Linked DNA regions of Homo sapiens: region 2 is linked to region 1. Evidence: read pairs that join two places in POLR2A ChIA-PET (ENCODE). Cell type or tissue: PC-9. All regions are shown on one strand. Links, peaks and the distances in the headings refer to the core of each region. The heading gives the core; the rest is flanking DNA. Region 1 overlaps LINC01358 (long intergenic non-protein coding RNA 1358). Region 2 has its middle 38 kb from the start of HSD52.

The links. ChIA-PET counts read pairs that join two places held together with the same protein. Peaks named below come from ENCODE experiments on the same cell type or tissue, not always from the same donor. Only the 100,000 strongest peaks of a DNase experiment are listed, where the experiment ranks them.
Region 2: POLR2A ChIA-PET joins it to region 1 with 9 read pairs; 2 of 35 experiments call an interaction of 5 or more read pairs at or near these places.

What each region holds. Positions count from the first base shown.
Region 1 is chr1:59,039,496-59,049,465 of GRCh38, reverse strand. The region is part of intron 2 of LINC01358 (long intergenic non-protein coding RNA 1358); the gene reads right to left. Among named protein-coding and RNA genes, the nearest start is that of LINC01358, 24 kb to the right of the region's middle. RefSeq lists enhancers at 2,837-2,906, 3,762-3,811. In PC-9, for the core only: no CTCF peak of the experiment used is centred there; a DNase peak (open chromatin) is centred at 5,475; H3K27ac peaks cover 960 bases.
Region 2 is chr1:59,103,531-59,113,500 of GRCh38, reverse strand. No RefSeq gene overlaps it. Among named protein-coding and RNA genes, the nearest start is that of HSD52, 38 kb to the left of the region's middle. RefSeq lists enhancers at 5,264-5,764, 5,765-6,265. In PC-9, for the core only: no CTCF peak of the experiment used is centred there; no DNase peak of the experiment used is centred there.

The sequences.
Region 1 (9,970 bases), core at 3,011-8,010:
ATTCTAAGAACAAAGGCAGCTCCTTCTAATCTTCTGATCTCCTGTATCCTTCTCTTCCTCTCTCAGTGGTCAAGGCAGCCTTGCCCATTTACAGATTTGCAATCTCTCCCAAAGTCCCCTTCACAACCTCCCTCCACCCAAAAAGAAACCTAATCCAGAACTCTCCCCAGGACACTAAGACCTCACTCTGGTCTTGAGCACTAGCCCAGTGCAAGGGCTGACCAGCAGCCATACCTGTTCCTCACTTGCCCTTGAAGGAAGGCAATGGCACTATGGTGATGTAGATCCAGCCTCCATGGAGTCCACGGGTCTCGTTTGTCTTCATCTTGCTTAAGAGAGGGTAGGCTTCTGCTTCTTCCGACCCTCACCCTCATCTCTGTAGGATGGTTGCAGTGCCTCCCAAGGAGACCCCTGCCTCTAGACCCCTTCCCTTTCCTCGAATCGTTACCCACTCTGCAGTCATAGGAAGTCCATACTTAACTGCCCTTCATGGTCCCCTGTGCCTGCAGAATAGTGCTCCCTGCCTTAGCTGTCCATGAGCCAGCCCCTGCCACTCTCTGAACACATTTTTATTTCCTACCATGCTGTCTCTCATTCCCTATGCCTTTGCTATGCCAAAGTACTTAGAATGTTCTGAGCGTTCCACACAAAAAGATTGCACATTCTTTCCCTCGATGGGATGTCCTTCCTCAACTCTGCTTTCCAGGAAAAGTCTGCATATCCTTCCAGTCCATATTAGGCCATTCTCACATTGCTGTAAAGAAATGCCTGTGGATGGGTAATTTATACAGAAAAGAGGTTTAACTGGTTCACGATTCCATAGGCTGTAAAGAGAGTATGATGCTGGCATCTACTTGGCTTCTGGGGAGGCCTCAGGAAACTTACAATCATGGTGGAAGGTGAAGGGGGAGCAGGCACAACACATAGCCAGAACAGGAGCAAGAGAGGGAGTGGGGAGCATGCCACACACTTTTAAATGACATCTCTCACAAGATGCGAAAACTCACTATCATGAGGACAGAACTAAGGGTATGGTACTAAATCATTTATGATAAATCCACCCCCATGATCCAGTCACCTCCAACCAGGCCCCACCTCCAACATAGGGGATACATTTCAACGTGAAATTTGGGTAGGGACACACATCCACACTATATCACGGTCCATGCAGAATACCTTTCATTTGCCCCTCTAGATCCATACATTACCTTTCCTCATCTGCTCTGTATTCAAGAGGTTGATCTATGGGGATTGAATTGGTGGGTTCTTGAACCTTCTGTTTCTAGTTGGGTTTGGCCAACAGGGAGCCACAGGAGACCAGAGGGAGGGAAAAGAGGAAGGGAGAGAGTATGATATTCCTTTGATACACTGTTTGCAACGTCACTGAACTGGCCATGTTCCTCACTGCTCCTCCTGAGGAAAGCAACTCTGCAGGACAGTTCAGCAGCTATTAAGAGTTGTGAGAACAGTTCAGGAGCTATTAAGTGCCTACTCTCTCTTTTGTGATTCTTCTATATCTGCACCTTTGCATATAATCCCTCCTTGAAATCTGCTATTTCCTGGGAGCTGTCAGACTGTTGGGACCCTGATTGGTACACAGTGTGACCCAGCACAAACCTCAGGGAGCTCTCTGAAGGCACATCTGCTATAGATCCTGTTACATTACCTGCTGCTGGTTTGCTTCCCTGACTTCCCCACCAGACTGTTTCATCTCACCTTGTCTTGTAGATATGCAAGAGGCCTACCCACATTTAGTGAGCAGCTGTTATGTGCTGGGCCGTGGCCTAAGCACCGAAGATTCAGAGATTGATAAATGATAATTCCTGACCTTGCAGATCCCTGACTCTAGTACAGGAGCTGAGACTTGAGCCCCATTTAACACTGTGGCTCTCAAATCCCAGATCCACCACTGACTAGCTGTGTGATCTGGGCAAGTCATCTCTCTGAGCCTCAGTTTCCTCATCTGTAAATGGAAATCAGGGCAGCTACCTCGGAGGATGATTGTGAGGATTAAAGTAGTTAGCATAGTGCCTGGCATACACTAGGTACTCAATAAGTGCCCATTATTATTTTTATCGTAGCAGGTGCTTAGTGTATATTAAATGAATAACTGAATGTATTATCTCATTTGGTCTCCATAGCAACCTGTTCTCTACCCTTCCCCACTATATACAATCCAAGTAGACGTGGAAGGAATTTCTTTCCCCATTTCACAGATGAGGAAATTGGGAATGAATGAATGAATATCTAACCCACCAGCCTGCTCTGCCTCCCACCTTTTCCCAGAGGCCACAGTGAGGCTGTTTGTCCAGGGAACTGTGAGCCCTGGGCCCTAGAGGAGTCATCCTGGCTTTCTGTCTTGACTTTCTGGCTCCAGAGGACTTGTGCCAGTAGCTCACCACAATTTGCTCTGTGCCTAACACAGGCTGGGGTTCAGGTGCTCCTGAAGTTTGTAAACACTGGGGTCTGCCAGGCGCTTCCCCCAAAGCCCCAGCTTCCCAGAACCGGTGGCCCCAGTTCCTGTTCAGCTGCTGCTCTTTCTGTAACTCCTTTGCAAGTACCACTGCCCCTTCTGGTAAGTGCAGGGGCCAGGAGGCAGATTCTACTTTCACATTCACTACCACACCCACAGGAGGGAGATTTCTTAAAGTGGAGGGGAACTTTTCTTTTGCTGTAGGCCCAACCTCAAGCCTCCTCCTTAACACCTCAGTTTTTTCAGGGGATACTTAGTTTCCCACTGAAGCTCAGGAAGGGTAAGTCCCCACAACATCAAAACTTGAATCTGCTCCAGAAACATGGGAGTCCCTGATCCCTGCAGAGACCCTGCCCTCCGCTTGGCACGTTTGATGTATATCCTCGTGTACTCCCTCCAATGCCCCTGCACGGTGGGCATAGCTTCTGAATGGCAGTAGCAGGACTGAGGCTCAGGGCAATGGAATGCCTAGTATTGGAATGTTCGAATAAGAAAAACTACACCTTCAAACTTTAGAAGCAGAGTTGGAAATCACTGCAAAACAAAAGTCCCTAAACAGAATGAGTCTTTGCTGTTTCTGTACCATATGCACAGCCCTGCTACTTTGCTTTCTATGAACTGCATGTCTATTTGTGTCCATATCTGTCTCCCCTAGTTGACTATACCTCCTCAAGGATGGAGAAGATGACTCACCCATATTCCTCTCCCCATCCCAGCACATGGCCTGAGGCAAGAAGGGATGGTTGACCTCAGAAGCTGAAAGCAGACCATCGTGCCTGGTGGTAGGGGGTCAGCATAGGAGAGATGCAGGGCCAGGTCACACAGGGTCCTGTAGGTCATGGTGAGGGATCAGGATTTAATTATAGGTGCAAATGGAAGCCACTGAAGGCTCTTGAGGAGGGCCCTTCCTTCCATGTTGTAGAAAGATAATTCTGGCTCTAGGATGAAGAATAGATTGGAAGGTGACAGAGGAGGAAGCAGGAAGCCCAGTTAGGAGCTATCACAACAGAACAGACAAGAGCCAGGGACGTTTTTTCAGGACTATGGTTCCCAGGCTTCAGCGGGCATCAGGATCACCTGCAGGGCTTGTTAAAGCACAGCTCACTGGCCCCAACCTCAGAGTTTCTGATTCAGTAGGTCTGGGGTGAGGTCTGAGTGTTGAGTTTCTATGAAGGTGAGATGCTGCAGTCCCCAAGAACCACTGCTTGAGAAAAGGAGAGGAAGAAAGCGATAATGTGTGGTCTTGTTCTCAAAGAGCTTTCATCTCTGTGAGCACTACATGAACAGTGCAATTCTAGAGAGCCAGATGGATGTCGATTGTGGGATCCCACGGAAGAACATCTCCCCAGCATGGGTGTGGAGGAGAGGGTCAGAGGAAGTGTATTAGTTCATTCTCACATTGCTATAAAGAAATACTTGAGACTGGGTAATTTATAAAGAAAATGGGTTTAATTGGCTCACCGTTCTGCAGGCTATACAGGAAGCATGGCTGGGGAGGCCTCAGGAAACATTCAATTATGGCAGAAGGTGAAGGAGAAGCAGGCACATCTTCACATGGTGAAGAAGGGAAAAGAGAAAGTGCACGAAGTAGGAGGTGTTACACACTTTCAAACAACAAGATCTTGTGAGAACTCTGTCACAAAACAACACTAGGAGACAGTGTTAAACCATTAGAAACCACCCCCATGATCCAACCATCTCCCACCACGTCTACCTCCAACTCTGGGGATCACAATTCAACATGAGATTTGGGTGGGGCCCACAGCCAAATCATATTGGGAAGCTCCTGGAAGAAGAAACTCTTGAATGAAGTTATACTAGTTAACTGGGACTTAACCAAGGGAGGGAGATCCCTGGAAAGAATGAGAAAAAGAGGATCTTCAAGACAGAGGACACAGCTTGAGCAAAGGCAAGGAGATAAGAAACGGCAAGACATGTTCAAGCAATTGGGGCTGAGAAATCCAAAATGAAGATGGTGTATGTAAAAACTGTGTCATGAATGGCTTTGTATTTCCTTTAGACTGAGAGGTTTGAACTTTATCCTGTGGAGCAGTGGTTTGTAAACATTTTTTAGTGCAGGAAGTTGGTCACAGACCTCTCTGAAAATCTGATCAAAGTTAATACTCACACAAACAGAACTAGGGTATACATTTCAGAGTGTTCACATATTTCCTGAAACCTATCCATGATCTTCAAATAAAGAATCCCTGCAGTTGGCCAGGTGTGGTGGGTCACACCTGTAATCCCAGCACCTTGGGAGGCCAAGGCAGGAGGATTACTTGAAGTCAGGAGTTTGAGACCACCCTGGGCAATATAGCAAGACCCCATCTCTACAAAAAAACAGAAATTTTTTGTAGAGTGTGATGTGGTGGTGGGTGCCTGTAGTCTCAGCTATTCGGGAGGCTGAGGCAGGAGGATTGCTTGATGAGCCCAGGATGTCAAGTCTGCAGAGAGTCATGATTGCACGATTGTATTCAGCCTGGGCAACACCGTGAGACTCTGTTTCAAAAAAGAAAAGACAAGAAAAGAATCCCTGCAGTGAATAATGGGTTTTAAGAGGGGAGGCAGCCTAATTGGATTTTTATTTTAGACGGCTCTCTTGGTGACTATGCAAATAATGGATTTGAGCAGGGGTAGTGGGCACAGAAAAGCTGAGGTCTATTAGTCTGAGTGAGAGATAGTAAGTGGTAACGCAGATGGGGGACCAGGTTAACACCTGTAGGCAAGGGTTAAGTTGGTGAGTGTCATGATCAGACTTACTTTTCAGCAAGGTCACTCTGCTCAATTCAAAAAGCATCAGTTGAGAGCTGAGCTCAGAGGCCTTCTTTGCATGGCTTGAATCTAGGCTGATGGGCAATGCAGGCCAGTCAAGCAAGAATGAACCTTCCCCACCCTCACCCCACATACTAGAATCTGCTGGTCATCAGTCAGTTGGGGCCCAGATATCTCATGCCTGTGAGGGCTGGAAGCCAAGGACGTGAAGGAAGGCAGCACTCTGACAAGCTGGGGAGAGGCCAAAAGGGCAGAGTGGGATGGTTAGTTCCTGGGAGGCAGCCGAGGTGTCATTCCTTCCAAAGCTTTCGCAATAGCCAGAGGAAGCAGACAGAGCTCAGATGATTATCTCCGTTGTACAGATGGGAAACTGAAGGCTAGGGAAGGTAAGGACTTGCCAAAAGATGTGTAAGAAACACCAGGGCAGAACTGGGACTAGAACCCCAAGAACATTTGACTCCTATGTCTGTGTCTTGCTTTAGGCCGGCCCTGGGGCAAATGCTGTCTTGCCCACTTCTGGTAGCTCTAAAATCCTGTAATTCTGTAATTTAAATTACTGAGTCCTAGCAAAAGGCTCTCCACCATTCCTTTGGGTTATTTTATCTGTATCTGCTGTTCTACCCCAAGATCTTATTCTCAACCACCTGTGAAGTTTGGAGCGAGCCATTTGGCCTTTCTGGCTTGAGTTTTCATTTCTAAAACAAGAGAGTTCCTCTAAATGCTCCCAAAATATTTTTCTTCTCTGAGTGGCAGTGGTTCAGCAATGGCTTCTGAGACCTTAAATTCTGCCCCAGCTTTGACATGATTACATGATTCTCAATAGCCCAACTCCTTTTGTATATAGGTACCAGGGAATAATAACAGTAATAATTAATGTCTTTTCTTCCTTCCCCATGGGCCAAGCACTGAACTAAGCACTTTGAAGCTTCAGAACAACTTTACAAGGTAATTGCTACTCTTGCCCCCATTTTACAGACGAGCAAACTAGAAAACACAGAGAGGTTATATTACTTAATGTAAGGCCATCAGCTAACCAGCGTTCATATCCAAGCAACCTGCCTCAGGATTCATGCTCCTTATCCCTAGGAGCTGAGGAGTGAGGGATTAAAAGTGCAGGGAAGGTATGAAAACAGCCAGGTAAGCTCTCTGTGACAAGAGGCTCACTACCCCTCAGTGGCATGTTCTATCATTAACCACTTTTTGCAGGTTGTGCTATGACATGGTACCTCTTACCACCTGCAGGGGGGCACAATTATGAGATGTTTCTAGTGACTTGTGGAAGGAATTGTCAGATTTGGCAAATAAAAGTACAGGACATCTGGTCACATTTGAATTTCAGATCAAGTTTGTGTGTCCCATGCAACATGTGGGACACACTTATTCCAAAAAAGTTTTATCATTTATCTGAAATTCAAATTTAACTGGGTATCCTATATCTTATCTGACAAATCTATTTCCAGTGCAACAGAATAAGGACAAGTGATGGTGATTTCTTTCCCTTTAGAAGACTTGAATGGGTGTGATTACTGCTTTGCTCAACTGGTGCAGAAGGTTGACATGAAAGGCTTGGCTGAATCAGTTTCAAGGGAATGGGGATGACCTCTCTTTGCTCATCTCTACTGGGAAGTCCTTTGAAGCCTCCAAAATCACCACTGAGGGAACCTGGAACAGCCCTCTAAACTGGAGCAGAACTCCCCGGAATGATCTGGAGAAGGCCTTGCTCACTGGCTGGCTGTGTCCTTGGCTTAGTTTCCAATGCCTGGCGCACAACTCAGAAGCTACCTTAAACAATAATCTCCCTCCTTCTCAACTTCACAAAGGATCTCCAGGGTCCTTCTAGGATGTTTGGGTCTCCAAGCACTAATTCCTGCTTCTTTCTGAAACTTAGTAACCTCTTCTGTGATAATCAGAGAAAAAAGAAGAAAAACCCATAGTAGATTTTCAATAGATATAACCCATTCACTCCCCTCAACCAACGCCGCCTTCTCACCATCAGATGTCATAGTAGTCATTCCCTTGGGTTTTCCTGCCGGTGAATATTACAGAGTCCTAGAAGAAGAATAACAAACCTCAAAGGATTGCCTGGTTTTAACAACATATTGTGAATTCCCAAAAAATTTCCCCCAGGAAATCTGTTTTGAAATATACGTGGGGTTACTCCACATCACAGACATCTGTGCTGAAGCTTGCTTTCCTCATGGCTGGCATCCCAGACAGACCCCTTGGCTGGAACAAACCTTCATCTCCTTGTCACAACCTGACCCCAATCCTTCCACCTCCCCCTCTTCCCCACAAAGTCACACCCCCATGCCCTGTGTGGAGTGGTTTCTATCAGCAGAGCATGTTTGAGCTCGCTGGGAAAGTGGCCTCTCACATGATTTTAATCTGCTTTGTCTTCCCTGATTACCAAGATGTCCCAGACCAAACTACATTTAGATGAAATGCATTTGGGTGGGTGTACTCTGCCTGCCTCAGCAGAAATATTGTAGCAGCCACCCAGCACATAGCTGAGACATGCACAAAATGCAGACCAGCATCTGAAAGCAAAGGGAACTTTTTAAGGTGTATTATACTAACATCCATAAATATGCACATTTATAGGCATCCTGATTAGGCCTCAGGCAAAGGCCATAGTATTTTTTTAAAAAGGAAAACTCAGTTAAAAAGGACTGAGAACAGAGCAAAACCAAACTCTTCTTGGGTTTTTTAGCTTTGTGGTGTGGATAGGAACTTCTCCTTCCTCCTTGCCCTTCCTTAAGTACAGTACATTTCACTGTGGGATTGTAAAGGACAGGGTCCCAGCTTTTTTTCTGAATAACTTCTTAATGGAAGCTGCTAAACTGACTTTATCAGCCAGACATGTCCTTGACTTTGTCACCTGGAGCCAGAATATCCTCATCACCATTATCTTCTTCATCCCATGGCTAAGAGTCATTGATCATTTATTTTGTGCCAGAAATTTTGCTACATATTCTGCATGATTTATCCAATTTAATTTCATAGTGATCTTCTATTAGAGGTGTAATTTTTTTTTTTTTGAGATAGAGTCTTGCTCTGTTGCCCAGGCTAGAGTGCAGTAATGGCTCACTGTAGCCTTGAATTCCTGGGCTCAAGCAATCCTCCTGTCTTGGCCTCCCAAAGTGCTCAAATTACAAATGTGAGCCACAGGGGCACCCCAGAGGTATAATTTTTAGTCCTCATTTTAAGAATGAGAAGATTGAGGTTTAACAAGATTAAGTGATATGCCCAGGGTCATATAGCTAATCAAGGGGAAAACTCGTATTCAAATTCCAGACTGTGCAACCCAAGGCTGGCACACTTAACAACAGTGCCTATTGCTCCCCAGGGATTGATAGCAAGGCAATTCTGGTAACTACTGGGCCAGGGAGATTAAAGAGACTCATCCTTTAAGGCTCCCACTCAAAACCTTCCTGTATGAGTAGAGTGGATCCATCCCTCCTGTTTTTACTTCTCTGGTCTAGGAAGTTATTTCTAAGAGTTTGAGCTGTTTTGAGGAGACAAGAGGACATAGTGGGGCGGGGAAAAACCCAAAAACTTTGATGTGAGACAGAGCTAGATTTATAGCATGGCCCAGAATCATATGAGTTATATGAAGTCAGAAAACTAAATCTTAGTTTCCTTACCTCTAAAACAGGCATAATTATATTTGCCTCATAGGATTAATATGATTATTAACTAGAAAAACATAGCCTCCTGCTATACTTCGAATGTTGGCGTGCCCTCCACCCCAAAAATTCATAGGTTGAAACTTAACTCCTAAGGTGATAGTATTAAGATGCAGGGCCTTTGGGAGGTGATAGGGTCATGACGACTCTGCTCTCATCAATGGGATTAATGGCCTCATAGAAAGAGGCTTGTTTTCCACCACCATGTGATGACCCAGTAAGAGGGTGCAATCTATGAAGTAGAGAGCGCTATGAAGCTCCCTATGAATCTATGAAGTGGAGAGCTCTCACCAGACATTGAATTGCTGACACCTTTATAAAGTCCGTGATCTGGGACTTTCCATTTGCTAGAACTGTGAGTAATGAATTTCTATTGTTTATAAATTACCTAGTCTAAGGTATTTTGTTATAGTAGCCAAATGGACTCAGACACCAGCATTCAGGGATCCAGTTTTTTTTTTTTTGAGTACCTATTATATACAGAGACCTTTAAGGCCTTGACAAATGTTCATTCTTATCTTTCAATGACAGGATTTCTAAATTACAGGCTTTATATCCCCAGGACCTAGCACAGAGCCTGGGAGATAATATGTGCTAATTAAATGTAGAGCATTTGATACTTTCATGAATTAATAAATGAATGCAATAAAAGCCCATCCAGTTTATCTTTCTGACCTCATGGACCACCACTCCCCTCCAGCTGCATATGACTAATTTGGTATTTAACATACAAGCCACGTCTTTCCAAATCTCAGCCTCGACGCAGGGCTCATATGATTCTCTGTGTCTTGAATGCCTGCCACACCCACTTTGTTGGCCTGGAAAACTACTTAGGAGTTTTACTTTATGAAAAATGCAGAGTGAGTCTGCTCCTACTCCGTATGTCAGCTCTTCAAGCAGTTGAAGTCAGTCCTCATGACTCCCTTCCTTGTTCTACAAATTAGTGCTGCCTTCCAAGTCGAATTTCCCTCCAATAATTGTTATTGGAAATGGTCTCTGAATCCCATACTATTTTGGACACTCCCTGCTTTTCCAGTTG
Region 2 (9,970 bases), core at 1,943-6,942, 65 kb before region 1:
ACACCACCCTTGGCCTGCTGGGGCAGGTGAAGTGTGGGTTCCAGTGTGAGTGTCTGTGTGTGTGTGTGTGTGTGTGTGTGTGTGTGTGTGTGTGTGTGTGTGTTGCCAGCAAATTCCTGATTAGAGGTACCTGCATAAAACAGAGGAGATTTTTTCCCTTGTAAGTAGATACTATAAATACAGGTTATTAAATAACCCTGACTTCATCCCTAACTAACCAGCCCCTGCCAGTTTGCATGCTACTCATGTGTACAGCATGACTCAGAGGACCCTCAGGGAGCAGGTGGGCTAAAAATCTATCAAACAATAATAATTTTCATAGATGGGAGCTCCCCAGCTTCCCAGTTGGGTGTTCAGTTGATTATGAGTCATGAATTTCCTTTTTAGAGTAATATTTACCATGGAGCATGGCTGGTTATAGGGAATACGTAATATCCATTTATCTGATGGGAAACATATTATTAAAACATTACCTAATGATAGATTTACCTGATAAATAATCCTTGGGATTAAACAAAAAAGGCTGGGGAGGGGCTAGGGAGTGATTGAAGGAAGCAGAAAGGTGAACAGGAATAAGCCATAGCTTGGTCATAAATAAAGAGGGCATTTGTTCAGAGCTGGGTGTTAAAATGATCCTTACTGTAATAATTAGAATAGAGAAGAGAAAGGGAGAGACAGAGAAACTGGGTCAAAGATAGATTAAAGGAGGAGGGATTACGGATGAACATAGGAAATGGTTAATAACATAATAGTAGGCATCTTTTAAATGTATTGTTAGTATGTTCAGGCATTGAGCTAGTTCTTTTACATATATCATCATTTCTATTCTCATGAGAACCCCAGGGAACACTCCCACTACCACCCTTATTTTTGATTCCAGCCAGTAGAGTAAAGCAGTTGAAAGCACAAACCTGGGGGTAGAGTGTCTGGACTTGCATGTCAGCTCTCTATTTATTAGCCGTGATCCCTGAATTTTTCTGTGCCTGTTTTTTCATCTGTGAAATGAACATAATGATGATTTTGCCCACTTTTAGAGGGTTGTTTATAGGATTAAAATTTAGGAATTACTTACATCAGTGTGTGGCACATTTTAAACAATAAATTCAGCTACTATTTCAACTGCAGCTGAGGAATCTGAGCTCAGAAGCTAAATCACTTGTCCAAGATCACAGAACTAGAAAGTGACAGAGCTGGGATCTGAACCCGAGTCTGTCTGATTCCAGAACATGTGCTCTCAATCTCTCTGCCTTGGCTGATGGCAACAGTAATGGTAGGCACTAGAAATACCACAGAGCATCTTTTCCTAAGGCACATGATGCCAACACCTGCCATTTGAGTCAATCAATTTTAAATTTGTGGGGTTATTTTATAACTAGAGAGTACAATTTAGAAACAACCCTAGAGGGCATCTCATCCAAAAATTGCGAACTGTTAGCCCAGGTATCCACTCATTTCCTACAGATATGATTTGTTTGGTCTGCACAGTGTTGGCTGGTGCAGAGCTACGAAAGCTTTTGAATCAATTACTCAAATGAAAATTGTGAGGTTTCATGAAAAACAAACAAACTAACCCAGAGGTAAATATTCTCTAGAAAAGTTGGAGGATCTTGCAACACCAGACCCCTATCCTTACGTGTAAGAGTCAGGTGTGCTGAGAAGCCTCTGAGTCTGTTTTCATCACTTTTGGCTGTCTCCTGCATTGGGCCCACTTCACATGTTTATGTCCACATGACTGTCCTTGTGGACATCAAATATGGTCAATAGAACCCATGCTCACTAAACTTCCTCTTTTTAGACTTAATGCCTTGTTCAATACATTTTTCCAAAGGATGGCGTCTTAATCCTCTCCCCAGGCTGCCTTCCTCTTCTGAAGCCTTGCATGGATCCATGCCCCTCTTCCAGCATGTGGCACTGAGAGAACCCGACCCCTTGAGTGGAGACTGACCAGCACAGAGTACTGGGCAACAGTCAACTCACTTCGCCTGAGGCCTCCCATTCAATTGTCTCTTATTAGACCAGTCTCCCCACATTAAGGAAGACTTCCATGTGGCTCTCCTCAGCTTCCTGGTGACAAGGAAGCCTGGGATATTCCAGAACATGAGTCTGTCCCAGGGCCTTCACTGAGCATAGGAGAAGCTTCTTTCCTGAGGTTATCTCTGAAAGTTACAGGGTTTCTCTTCCACTACAGCCAAGCCCATCTTGTTCAAGTGTTTTCAAGATCACAGTGACACTCACTTAACTTGTACAGCTGCAAACAGTGACACCCAGCAAACTTCAGAGACTCCAGCAGGAGCCTCCAAATCAACAGCTCAGTAATTCCCCATCCCCGGTGAAGACCTCCTTCACGTCAGGCTCTGTGCTTCTGCCGCATTCTCATGAGCAGGTGCTGCTAACCTTGCTTTGAGTACCAGACTCTCTTATTTAATCTTCATGACTACTCTGCGAGGCAGGTGTTAAAATCCCTATTCTACAGATGGGAAAACTGAGCCTGAGCAAAGTTAATATCTTGTCCAATGATGAGTCTGTCTAATTTCAAAGCTCCATGTTCTTTACAGTCTAGCAAATATAAAAACTCGGATATATACTCTGGAGGAAAGAATATAAGAACATAATAAATCCTCTATAAGGTAAGAGGTAATTCAAAAAAGTGAGATAATATCTTACGGAGAAAACAGCTCATAGAGGACTGAGATAGCTCAGAGCTCCACAGAGAAGGTAAACTGGAGTAGATCCTTGAGAAATGGGGACAGTCTTTAGGGTGGAAGAGAAGATTACATATGGAGGCCACAGCAATACACAGTGTCGAATGGGAAAAATCTTAGGATATGTAATTTAGTTTACCTGACCTGGGATATCTTTGCAGTAATAAAGAGAAAGATAAGGCTAGATGATGACTGTTTCTCTAAGAGGCAATGAGGAATCCCAGATGGAGTTGGAGCGGTGGCCAGTCATAATCATTAGCCCCAGAGAAAGACACTCTCTCCTCCCCCACTTCCTCCTTCTGCTGATGTTGTGTCCTCCTGCTACAGACAGGCTTTAGTGTGGGGGTCCAAAGAGGCAGTCATGCATACTAAAACATGTATGGGCTTTGGAGATTGACTCCAGCTGGGGCAAAGAGAGTTGTGAGTTATTGATAGAAAAGGGGGCATTTGACCAGAGTTGTGAAGGACAGTTGAGCTGTCAGCACTCAGAGGACAAAGGACATCCCAGGTGGAGGGACCAGTGGGAGCAAAGGGACAGAGGCAGGAATTTAGCAGGTACATTTGGGGAGCAGTGAATAATTTACTCTTCCTGAAACAGACCGTTTGTGAGAGGACAAGGGGTGTGAAGTAGGTATAAGGCAGAAATGATAGATTTTTGGCAAACGTCAGAATAAGGGCTCCTTTTCTCATCTGAAACACAAAGTCGGCCTGGACCCATTTTGAGCAAGGGAGTGATATTGAAGACTTGGGCAATAGCTGGCAGAATGGATCAAGGAGAGGGAAGAAGACTATAGACAGACACCAAATAGCCGACCCAACATTTCAGGTGAGATGTAATGAGGATGTAATGTGGCAGTGAGAATGGAGCATTCTTTCTACCTCGGACTCCAGGAATATTGTAGTCTGGTTGTAAGCAAGACATATGCCTGTCATTATCATCATCTCCTCCTCCTTCCCGCCTCCCTTCTTTTCCTCTTCCTTTTCTTCTTCCTAGTCTTTCTCCTCCTCCTCTTCTTCTACCCTTCTCCTCCTTCTCTTTGCTTTCTCCTTCCCTTTCCCTTTCTCCCCTTCTTCTATAATTATGTACATCTCAATAGCTTACTCAGATTTACTTTCACAATTATTCGCTCATTTGATTGTTCAGAATGTTTTTCAACTCTGTAAGAATTAGAATTGGATTCCACTGGGAGTAACAGAACACCTAAAATAATGGTAAGCTTCCTTCTCTGTCTCATCCTGTAGGCAGCACAGGCCTAGTATGGCAGCTCCCTGATTGTCAAATCCAGCCTCTTTCTATCTTATTGCTCTGCCCTTCTCAACTCATGGTTTCCATCTCATCACTGAAGATGGCTGTTCAAGCTTTAGTCATATCTGTTTTTCAGACAGCAGCATGGCAGAGGAGGGCTGGGGAAGGGTACCCTCTCCCCTTTAAGGACACTTCCCGGAATTTGTACACTGCAGTTCTGTTTATGTCCCATTAGCCAGATATTGGTCCTTTGTGTTTCTTAGTCCTTTGTCCTCCTCTGTGTTTCAAATTGCCAGGCCTAGGGCTCAGGGAGACTGAGAAATGAGGGCTTTATTGCCACTTGCTGGAATTGAGACCTGCTAATGTGGCAAAGAGAGATCTCCTTGATCTCCCATTTTGAGGACCAGGCAGAGGAAAGTGATTACATTACTGGCAACACCAGCAGACATTTTCTTACCACTGCCTGTGTAGGCCTGTGCCATTATGCTCTGGGGAGCATGGAGAGATATTGAATGCCATATCTACCCTCAAGATGCTTAAATGCTCACAAACTGTAGAATCCCCCAGCTGGAAGGGATTTTAGGGATTGTCTAGTCCAGACCTCTCTCTACTTCATTTACAATGGAGTAGAAGAGAGGTCTGGACTAGATAATCACCTAGTGCAATTATGATGTGCATTTCCAGAGATGGGGGCTACCATCTGAACAACTTTCTCTGTGAGTCAACAGTGGTCATTTCTTACACTGAATGACATGTGCAACCCTGTAACTTCTATGTAGCTGCTCTGGTGTTTTCAGGAAACAGGTCTTGCTTATTCTTTATTCTACAAAATAAAGCATTTGCTATGTGAAGGCAGCTGTCACATCTGTTTGTCCATCTGTCTTCTGCTTTCCCAACCAGTCTCCTCTTTTCTAAAAGGGGTGTTCCATAAGTTTAAGCTCACATACTTTGGAGCTCTTGGGCCTGGCTCTGACACTTACCAGCTGTATGACCTTGAGCAAGTGACTTACCCTCTCTGAGCCTTCATTTCTCCATTTGTAAAATGAAGCTAATATTAATATTACTCACCTCACGACATTATTGTAAGGCTTAAATGAGCTGATGAATGTAAAACACAAAGCCTGACACCAAAGACAGCAGTTATTATCATTACTTATATCTTTATAATTAATAATAATGAAACATCTGGCCCCTCTTCTCTCTTGAGTAACTTGTGATATTAGCTAATAAAGGAAAGCAAACGTTTAACACTTGGGGGGGGGACATTAGCATAAAAGTGCTGCCTACAATTGTGAGGCATACTTTTTGTTCCTTTTACCAGTGCCACTGGATCCCTAATGCTGTTCATAAAAAATCACCTCCTGGGGTCGCCAGTTTGCTGTCTCCATTTGCAAACCGCCTCCTGGGAGGTTCCATCTGTTACAATGGGTATTGGCATTCCTTGGCTAATTTTTTTTTTTTTTCTGGTTAGCAGAAGCAGACAGAACACAAATAAACAAACATATTGGAGAACTCAGATTGTACGGCATAGGGAAAAGAAGTCAGGAGGACTGGGATTCTGAATTCCACCTTACCACCCACTGGCTGGGTGACCAGCGATAAGTTACAGTGCCCCTGTGGGCCTCTTGGATTTTTGAGATCCTGTTCAGCAACAGCATCTTGTGACTAGAGAAAGGATTTGCAATGGCCCGGATTCCCCTGGAATCTCTTTCTTCCCACCTAGGGCTGGTCCAGGTGGGACCAGCATCTGGGCGGAGGCTGGGTACATGCCCAGACAGCCCTGCATGGTCTGTGAGCCAAGCATAGCCTGCCTGCTACTAGGGTGTGATTGTTCTTGTGATTTGGCAATACCCGGCAAACATGTCCCATCGGGGCTGAGCTAAGAATAGGTCCGATGCTTGAGGCCCAGGAAAATCAGCAGCCCAGCACACATGAGGTTGCCCAACAAGGCAGAACCAAGCTGCCACCACCACTTTAGGGGCATGATGACCAAAGAGATGAGGTTTGGCCAATTTTTCCATATGTATCCTCTTTTTTCACCCTCCTCTGGTATCAGGGCCAGTGCCTTCCCACTCTCTTTTCTCCCTCTCTTCTACTTCTGGATAAACTGATTTCTGGAGAGGTACTGAACATGGGCATGGTATAGTGAAAAAAGCCGGTGTTTCGACATAGGGGGCTCAGGTTGAAATCCTGGCTGTACTATTTTCTAGCTGTTTGACCCATGAGCATGAGACCCTTTTGAGGCTCAGTTGCCTCAGTGAAATAGTGGTGTTAATTATCCTTAATTATAAAAAATTTTATGAGTTACTGAAAGCAGTTAGTATCTAGAGCAAGGTTCTCAAAATTTATCATACATGATAATCACTTGAGGAGTGGGGGAAGCTTGTTAAAATAGAGCTAGGCCAGATGCAATGGCTCATGCCTGTAATCCAAGCCTTTGGGAGGCTGGGGCAGGAGGATTGCTTGAGCCCAGGAGTTTGCTACCAGCCTGGGAAACGTAGTGAGACCCAGTTTCTCAAAAAAAAAAAAAAAAAAAAAAAGCTGGGTTTTGTGGTGTGCACCTGCACCTATAGTCCCAGCTACTTGAGAGGCTGAGGTCGGAGGATCGCTTGACCCCAGGAAGTAGAGGCTGCAGTGAGCCATGATCACACCACTGCACTCCAGCCAGGGCAGCAGAGCAAGACCCTGTCTCAAATAATAGTAATAATAATAATAATAATAATAATAATAATAATAATAATAATAAAATAAAATAAATATAAAAAACCAGAGGGCCCCACTGTACTACACCCCCACTTTCTGATTGGGTGGGTTGGAGAGCATGGTCTTCCTAGCACGTCTCCAAAGGATGCTGATGATGCTGGTCCAGCAATCATGGTGAGGAGGAGCACGAGGTTAGAGGTCCAGTATGTGAGCTCTGGGGTCTGACCATGAGAGTTCAACCCTGGGCCCTGCCCCTTCTAGCAGAGTGTCTTTGGGCAAGTTCCTGAACCTTTCTGAACCTTATTTGGAAAATGGGAGAATAATAATTGTTACTTTATAGTGTTGATCTGAAGATTAAGTGAGTTCATTCATACAAAAGCACTTAAAACAGCATCTGGCAAACAGTAAGCTTTGAGTGAACATTAGCTTTTATTAGTATCGCAGAGTCTGCACAGGGTTCAGTACGTGTTCTTTTTCTGCTCTCTCCCTGCAGTTATTGCCAGTTTCGCTTGAATTTCTGTCTCTAGGCCACCTCTCCCAGGGTCTGTGCTCTGACCCTTGCCCTTCTGCATGGAAGGGCAGGCATATATTGGGAGGATCTGGGGCCACCAATGTGCACAGACTGAATGTTAAAGTTTAGAGATCACAGACGAACCTGAAACCCTCAGACAGGAATGGGCTTACCCCAGGGGATCCGTTCTGGAGTAGCAAAACTAGAACTTGACCCAGGTTTTCTGTCTTCCCAGCCAGGACACTTCCCACGACATCATGACCTGAGCCCTGGCTATTCCTGAGAGTGCTTAGGAAACAACCAGCTCCCCACCCTACTCCTACACCATTGCTTGCTTGGCATTTGGGAGGTTTCTCCTTTGATTGTTTGTGCTTGAGGATGACGCAGTGGTAAACATTTAACATCTGACTACAAATAACTATTTTCTTTTGGATTTTTTTTTCCCTTTGGGCTAATGTCCTCAGAATGGAATTACTGGGTCAAAAAGTACAGACAGTGTTATAACTAAAAGAAAACTAGACTTAGCAATTCTCCCAGGGGGAAGAACTCACTGCTCAGAAATCTGAAGGTGGCTGGGATGTTGGTGTCTGAAGCAAGTTAGGGAGTGGAGGGAGAGCCCAGAGCTGAATCTTCAAGTCAGCAGTAGGAGATAACAGTGGCTGGGGGAAGAGAGCCCTGGACTGAGAACAAGATGCCTATAAGCCACTGGTAATTTCCCCAAGAAATGGTGTTTAGACCAATGCCTCTCAAACATTAATGTGCTTAGGAATTCCTTGGGAGATCTTACTAACATTCAGGATAAGATTCAGGAGGTCTGAGGGGGGCAAGATTCTGCATTTCTAACAGTTCTAGATAAGTTTTGGTAATGCTAATTCTGCTGATCAACGGACCACACTTTGGAAAGGCAACGGTTTAGGTTACCATGCTTTTGCTCATGGTATTTCTCTTTCTAACCCACCAGTCCCACCATTTTTCTGACCCAGCTCTGAAGATGTCCCTGGATTTACCTCACCAGGCTGGGCTGGGTACCCCTCTTCTATGGTACCCTGTACCTATGACTATGACAGCACTTACCTTGCTGTACAAAATTGTCTGTCCCTCTCTCTTCCTAGGGCATGGAGCAGTCTTATTCATCACTGTATTCCCAGCATCTAGCACAATGCCTTTTGTGATGTGGGCCTAATTATTATTTATTTATTTATTGAGACAGGGTCTTGCTTTGTTGCCCAGGCTGGAGTGCAGTGGTGTGATCTCAGCTCACTGTAATCTCCACCTCCCGGGTTCAAGCGAGTCTCCCGCCTCAGTCTCTTGAGTAGCTAGGACTACAGGTGTGCACCACCACGCCTGGCTAATTTTTGCATTTTTTAGTAGAGATGAGGTTTCACCATGTTGGCCAAGCTGCTCTTGAACTCCTGAACTCAGGTGATCCGCCTGCCTTGGCTTCCCAAAGTGCTGGAATTACAGGCATGAGCCACTGTGCCTGGCCGCCTAATTATAATTATTACTCTAGTGGGTAAATAGATGGATAGATGGATGGATGAATTAGTAAATAACTATAAGGAGAAGGGAATAGAAAGTGATGGGTTAGGAAAAGCATCATGAGCAACCAAATTTGGCTTCAAGATCACTGTTATCCACTTGGCATTCTTTGAACCATATTCACCTACATATTCACCTACAAAGCCCGGAGTCAGTGACCCTCCTCTGATCCTTGCCAGCTTTTTGCAGGCCCTGAAAAATGTTGACCCTGAACCAAGAGTGAACTCAGATAAATGAATAAGATCCAGGAAGCTTAGAGGTCCTTCACAGGGTGGCTCTAATAAATACCAGAAAACAAATAGCAGGTGTTGGCAATCTTTCTCCTGCCCAAAGAGCTATTTACACAAGTTTCCAAAACAATCCCTTCATCGCTTTACATGCCTATTACATGGTTCTCTTTAGGGAAAGGTCTGGAGTTGGTTAGCTCAGTGGATTGAAGAGTGAGTCCCTGAAAGACAAAGGATGGTGGGAGGGGGCCTTTTTCCTTCATTTTCTCCAAGGCTGCAAACTGACTCCCCAATCCTGGCCACTGTGCCTATGATCCTTTGTCTTAATGATTAGAGAAAGCACGAGTCTGTGCAAACCCGATTCTCCTGCTCAAAATGAAAGGCAGTGCCACGAAGTAGAATGAACTTGAGCTTTGGTATCAGACAACCCTAGGTACAAAAACACACATGCCTCAGTCACTTCCAACTGTATACTCTTTTTCTAAAAATACCTTTTATTTTGTAACATTTCAAATCTGTAGAAAAGTTGCAAGAACAGTACAGAAAAATCCTGTGTACATTTTGCCCAGATTCACCAATTTTTTTAATCTCTCTTTTTATTATTATACTTTAAGTTCTGGGATACATGTGCAGAACATGCAGGTTTGTTACATAGGTATACACATGCCATGGTGGTTTGCTGCACCCATCAACCCATCATCTACATTAGGTATTTCTCCTAATGCTATCTCTCCCCTAGCCCCCTCCCCTCTGACAGGCCCCGGTGTGTGATGTTCCCACCACCCCGCCGTGTCCATGTGTTCTCATTGTTCAACTCCCACTTATGAGTGAGAACATGTGGTGTTTGGTTTTCTGTTCCTGTTTTAGTTTGCTCAGAATGATGGTTTCCAGCTTCATACACGTCCTTGCAAAGGACAGGAACTCATCCTTTTTTATGGCTGCATAGTATTCCATAACAGATTCATGAATTTTTAACAGTTTGTCATATTTGCTATCTCAGTCTCTTTCTTTCTTCTGAGTTTTTTGTTTCAGTCTTTCTCAT